Linked DNA regions of Homo sapiens: region 2 is linked to region 1. Evidence: chromatin contacts called from ENCODE Hi-C or POLR2A ChIA-PET data. All regions are on one chromosome and are shown on one strand. Each heading gives the region's core, a stretch centred on a gene start or an enhancer-like site at or near the end of the contact. The rest is flanking DNA. Distances are from core to core; before and after follow the strand shown. Region 1 overlaps CACNA1C (calcium voltage-gated channel subunit alpha1 C). Region 2 holds the start of FKBP4 (FKBP prolyl isomerase 4).

What was found. A loop is a pair of places that touch in the nucleus more often than their neighbours do. ChIA-PET counts read pairs that join two places held with the same protein, here RNA polymerase II (POLR2A). Pooled maps may share reads with other maps.
Region 2: a pooled map shows a loop between it and region 1 (4-fold over the local background). The contact joins the promoter of FKBP4 here to the enhancer-like site in region 1. A Hi-C loop is called at or near these places in 1 of 37 single-sample maps with no recorded cell type and 2 of 50 pooled maps. POLR2A ChIA-PET finds 5 or more read pairs at or near these places in 2 of 52 experiments (A549 and OCI-LY7).

The regions. Positions count from the first base shown.
Region 1 is chr12:2,247,483-2,250,398 of GRCh38, forward strand. The region is part of intron 3 of CACNA1C (calcium voltage-gated channel subunit alpha1 C); the gene reads left to right. Among named protein-coding and RNA genes, the nearest start is that of CACNA1C-IT3, 21 kb to the right of the region's middle. Within about 2 kb of position 1,514, at least 7 of the 41 ENCODE cell types and tissues checked have a DNase peak (open chromatin) inside an H3K27ac peak, as active enhancers do; they include OCI-LY7, where a contact is called at or near this core.
Region 2 is chr12:2,793,579-2,796,278 of GRCh38, forward strand. It overlaps FKBP4 (FKBP prolyl isomerase 4), which reads left to right and starts at 1,392. Exons shown (of 10, transcript NM_002014.4): 1 at 1,392-1,666. The coding sequence starts at 1,562. The region is part of intron 2 of ITFG2-AS1 (ITFG2 antisense RNA 1); the gene reads right to left. RefSeq lists enhancers at 271-816, 817-1,361 and silencers at 1,211-1,590, 1,621-1,680, 2,031-2,440.

The sequences.
Region 1 (2,916 bases), core at 264-2,763:
ATTTTGTGATGGAGTGTCCCAGTTTAACACGGCAATGTGACTGCAGACTTCATCCGCCTGGTGGGCACTTTGTCCCCATGGCTGAGTTTCAGGCTTCCTGACCTTCCTGGTGGGCAGCCACGGCGAAATCTAGACTTCCTGGTCCCTCCTCAGTTCCCTATGGACGATGGCAAGATTTTGCAAAGGGACAAAAGGAAACTTTTGCTGAAACCTTCTAGGTCTTTAATCACTTGTTCTTTTTCCTTCTAAAATTCTGGATTCTTGCCGAGCCTCTTTGTGCTTCCTCTTTTCATTCTCTGTCACCTCCACTTAGTCTCGTTCTCACCTGCTCCTTTCTCTTTATTCTCCAAGGGAGGGGAAGACAACTTGAATTTTAGGAACAAAGCAAGAAACAGTACATGGAAAGGAGAAAAGGTGCTGTGGCCACTGCAGAGGGGGGACAGGTGGCTGAGAACCTTTGTAAGCCAGAAAGAACTCTTCTCTCCCATTCTCAAATATAATTAGTTATTTCTAAAATTGAGCTGAATCGTGGGCATCTTTTTCCACTCAAACTTTTTTTAACTTAAAATTAAGTTCTATGTATATATGTGTGTGTGTGTTCATTGGAGAAACAGTAACACCACACACAACTTAGCTAACCTAGGAAGGTTTGGCTCAAATGTCCATTGCAAAGTAATTAAGAATCTCCTCTCCTATGCTGTGTTTACACTGTACATTCCCATAATGTCCACTTCCTGGCTGCTGGACTCTGCTCTATAAATATAACCAGTGAGCAGTGTCTCTTTCATGCTCAGCTCCTGACCAGTTAAGGGGAGGAGGAGATGAGTCCAGGAACCAGAGTTGGATGCTGGGAATCTCCGTGCTGTCCTTCCAGGGAACATTTCTCTGCACCGGGCCAAGGACCCACGGGATCATCCCTTTCCATTGTGAAGGAACCGAGGCCGCCTCACTGGGCTCCATTTTCCAGTATTTTTAGTTAGCAGCCTGCAAGTGAGTGTTCTGCCTGCAGTGCTGTAGAAACTGGCAGATGCTCTGTGTTGAGTGGTGTGCAGGACAGACAGGAGTCGGTGCTGGAGAGGCGATGGCTGCAACTGGGGCAGAGAAGTGAGCCTTCCTGTCTTCCTGGGGGTGATCATCCCCAAGGCAGTGCATCACGCTCCCGTGTTCAAAGCCGCAGTGGTATAAACTCTCGAAGAGAACAGTGTCTACCTTTACTCTGGAAAGAAGTAACCGAAAGACAGGAGCGGATGTTGCCTCCTGGCAAGAGGGCCTCACGGTGTGGAGGGGCAATGCCAACCTTGGCGGTGACGGACTTAGGTTCTATTATGGCTCTAATACTTGCTGACTCTGGGACCTTGAGCAAGTTATGGTAACCCTCAGCCTCTGTTTCTCCCTCTGTACAATGAGCATCACGATAGTCCTGTTCTCACAGAGCTGCTATGAAGGTTGCATCTGGGAAGCACCTGGCACCGTGCCTGGCGTAAAATAGGCCCTCAGGAAATGTTGGCTATTATTATGGCCATGCTTGACTGGCACCTCAGTTTGATGTAGTGGTTGTCACGTTTCATTTCTAGCGTTCTGAATAGGCTGTCAGTAGAGAGGTAAGGAGGTAAGGACTCTGGGGCCAGACTGCCTTTCTTCAAATCCCAAGCCTGCCACTTAACAGCTCTCTGACATTGAGCAAGTTAATTCATGTGACTGGGCCTCACTTTTCTCATCTGTAAAGTGAGTATGAAGTGACGTATACTTCACTGGGTCATGGTGAGGGGAAGTATGCAAAGCAGGAGTTGGTGAACTGGCGAACAGGCCACATCCGGCCTGCCATCTGCTTTTGTAAATAAAATGGTATCAGAACATAGCCACACGTATCCATTTATGTCTTGTCTGTGACTGTTTCTCTGCAGCAGCAGCAGAGATGAGTAATTGTGACAGAGACTGTCTGTCCTACAAATCCTAAAATAAAATCCTAAAATATTTACTACCTGACCCTTTACAGAAAAAGTTTGTTGCCCTCTGATTGTAAAAGGTTTAAACAGTGTGTGGCACAGAGCAGATGCCAGGTAAATGTTTGCTGTTATTCCTGCTGGTACTCCTCTGCAGTTCGTCACCCCCAACCCTCACATTAGCTCTGTGAAGTGGGCACACAGAGGTGATGATTGTTCCCTGTTTATTGCACCTGGGATTCAGGGGACTCACGTGACCTGTCCAAGGTGAGGCCAGGCCTAAAATCTAGTCTAGGGCTCACTCGGCCGGTGGCTCCGAATCAGTGACATCTGCCTTGCCTTCTCTCTTTTTTTTTTTTTTTTGAGATGGAGTCTCACTCTGTTGCCCAGGCTGGAGTGCAGTGGCGCGATCCTGGCTCATTGCAAGCGCCGCCTCCCAGGTTCACGCGATTCTCCTGCCTCAAGCTCCGCCTCCCGGGTTCACACCATTCTCCTGCCTCAGTCTCTCGAGTAGCTGAGACTACAGGCGCCCGCCACCACGCCTGGCTAATTTTTTGTATTTTCAGTGGAGACGGGGTTTCACCGTGTTAGCCAGGATGGTCTCGATCTCCTGACCTCGTGATCCACCTGCCTCGGCCTCCCAGAGTGCTGGGATTACAGGCGTGAGCCACTGCACCCGGCCTGCCTTGCCTTCTCTTTAGATTCCTCAAGGACAAGGATGCATCAGTCCATCTCCCTGAGGCATGGACAGTGCCTCACAGAGCCCACCCAGTCAGTATCTGCGGAGTTCATTTGTCTTCTGTGCTCCACCTGGCCAGCATCAGCACTGAGCACTCCAGGAAGAGACATTTCCAACCCTGGGCCGTTCACCTCCCAGCACCTGGAGTTGGGAGCACTCAGCTTATTAACAGGGCAGAAACTCCCAGGTTGCACGCACAGCACCGAATCCTGAAGGGCACAGGCCAAGACCCTC
Region 2 (2,700 bases), core at 142-2,641, 550 kb after region 1:
TTGATGAGACTAATGGCGTCCAATCGCACAGTGCCGGGCACATAACGGGAAGTCCAAAAATACAGTTATTATTGGAATAAAAATTCAGGCTGGGCGCAGTGGCTCACGCCTGTAATCCGAGAACTTTGGGAGGCCGAGGCGGGCGGATCATTTGAGACCAGATGTTCGAGACCAGCCTGGGCAACATGGCGAAACCCCGTCTCTACTAAAAATACAAAAATTAGTCGGCGTGGTGGCGGACGCCTGTAGTCCCGGCTACAGAGAGCCAAGATCGCACCACCGCACTGCAGCCTGGGCGACAGAGCAAGACCCTGTCTCAAAAAAAAAAAAAAAAGAAAAAAAAATCAGCCAAGACTTGGAAAAAGAAATTTAAAAAAGGAAAATTCATGCAGCCAGTAACTATTGGGACATCACTCACCAGGCACTATGCTAAACTGGGGTTAGGTGCTGAGCAAAACCAGGCCCCTCTCTAGATGGCTCTCTAGGTCCCACGACCATAGCTTAGGTGACACCGGCACCTGCGCGCTCCACAGCCTGTCGAAAAACACTCGGGAAGCAAACATTGAGAAGAAAATACTCCTTCTGTGGGCCTTTAGGAAAACCGAGTGACTTTTTTCGTGAGGGGAACCCATCTTTGTAAGCATTCGCGGAAACGGCAGTTTTATTACCGCCGGGAAGGGTCCCCTGAGTGTGTGCCCCATCTGAGTTCCGAGCTGGGCGGGCCATGCCTTGCCAACCCCGCTGCTCGCAGCATCTGCAGGCGCTGAGCGAGGCATCGCTGCCTGGCCGGGGCTTCTCGGATCTGGGGAAATCGAGGTCGCTTTCCCCGGCTCTCTGCAGCGGGGCAGCGCTGTCCACTCACTCCCCGCTCCCCGCGCACGCCCTTGCCCTCTTTCCCCCAAGTAGGGAAGGGTCTACGCGGGTCATAGCAGAGAGGCCACGCCGCCCGTGGTGACGGCCGGTCCCGGGGAGGGGGCGCCGCCACTGCCATCCCGCAGCCTGCGCTCCCCACACCCCGCCGCAGGCGCAGCGGACTGGTGGAGTGATGTCGGGAGATCGATCGAGAAGAATCTGGAAGAATCCGGTTAGACAGGGAAGCGGGCGGGGATGGGAGGGAGGGAGGAAGGGCCAAGGGAGGCCGCCGGGGAGATCCCGAGTCCGAGGGTCCCAGGAGAAGGGGGAGGGGGCAGGCAGCCAGAAGGAGGCAAGAACCAAAAAAAAAAAAAGAAAAAAAAATTCCGAAGCGCCCGCAGCACTGAGCCCGAACCGGCTCAGTCCCGCCGTCTCTAGAAAGTTCTGCACCCCGCCCCCTCTGTCTGCGCTCCCGCTCCTCCCAGCCCCTCCCTCGCGGCGGGGCGGGACCAATCGCTCCCCGAGCCGCTCCTGACCCACCTACCCCAGCTCTCGCGCCGCGTGCAGAGGTGCTCAAGCCTCCTCGCGGTCCGCAGTCAGTGCCGCCGCGCCCGGCCTCCCGCACGCCCCGCAGGTAGCGCCCCCGCCCGCGGCCCAGAGTGCGCTCGCGCCGGCACCAGCTCCCGGATAAACGGCGCGCCGCGCGGAGATGACAGCCGAGGAGATGAAGGCGACCGAGAGCGGGGCGCAGTCGGCGCCGCTGCCCATGGAGGGAGTGGACATCAGCCCCAAACAGGACGAAGGCGTGCTGAAGGTGAGGGGCGGCGGGGCCTGCGGAGGCGTCGGAACCCGGGGCCCCGCGGGCCGCCCTTCCGCCGCGCCCGGAGCCCGCGGCCGGGCACGGGTCGAGGCGGCCGCCTTTGCAGCCTCGCGGCCGTCCCGCCGGGGGCCGGTGGCATCGCCGTCCCGGACCGGGCTGCGTCGTTTAAGGCACCGAGGCCGGCCATGCGCTCGGCAGGGGGGCGGCCTAGGTGCGCGGGCCGAGGCCCCAGGCTCCCCAGCCGGCAGCGCCCGGGCCCGGGCAGGGGGTCGGGATTGCAGTGCCCACCCCGGCGCGCGCGGGGCGGCGGAGAGGGGCGGGGCGAGGCGACCGCCGCGGGCACCCGAGCCGCAGCCCGGGGCCAGGCCGGGCCTCCCACGCCACGCCGCCCCCGACCTCGCGGCCCCAGCGGAGCTGCCAGCCGCGGGCCGCCTCGTTGGTGGCGGTGCCAGGGCTCGCCCACCCGGGCGGTGGAACACGGGCCAGGACGGGGAGCGACTCCCCACAGTGCTTTCCTGGCCCTTCGGCCTTTGTGCGACGCAGGCGCGACAGGGTTCCGGCGCCCTCCCGGGGTCCCCTGCCGACGCCGGGACCCAGCGAGGTCCCCACTCGCCGCGCGGCGCCCCCTCCCTCGGCCCCGGGGAGGCCGGGCGCGGGGCATGCCGGGAGCTGTAGTCCCCTCCCCCCTCCGCCGCCTCCCGGAGCCAGGGCTGCGGGGTGTGGGGCGGGGAGGAGGCGCTCTGCTGTGGAGCCTGCCGCCGAGTGACCGCTCGACTACAAATAGCCTGGGGAGCTGCGGGGAGGGCATCTTGACCTGGGCCAGGACAACCTGCCTTGGGTCGGAGCAGGTTCCAGGGAGAATCAGAGATGGTGAATTCCCAGCCTGCGTCTTATGCCTTCTCCCCATCCGCTGCTGCGTCCTCATCCTGGCTTCCCACCGCTGAGCTCCGCGTGTGCGGCACCCACCTCAGGGGGCCTTTACCTGGTCCAGAAGTGCATCTGTCTTTGCACCAGATTATTGGGGACCT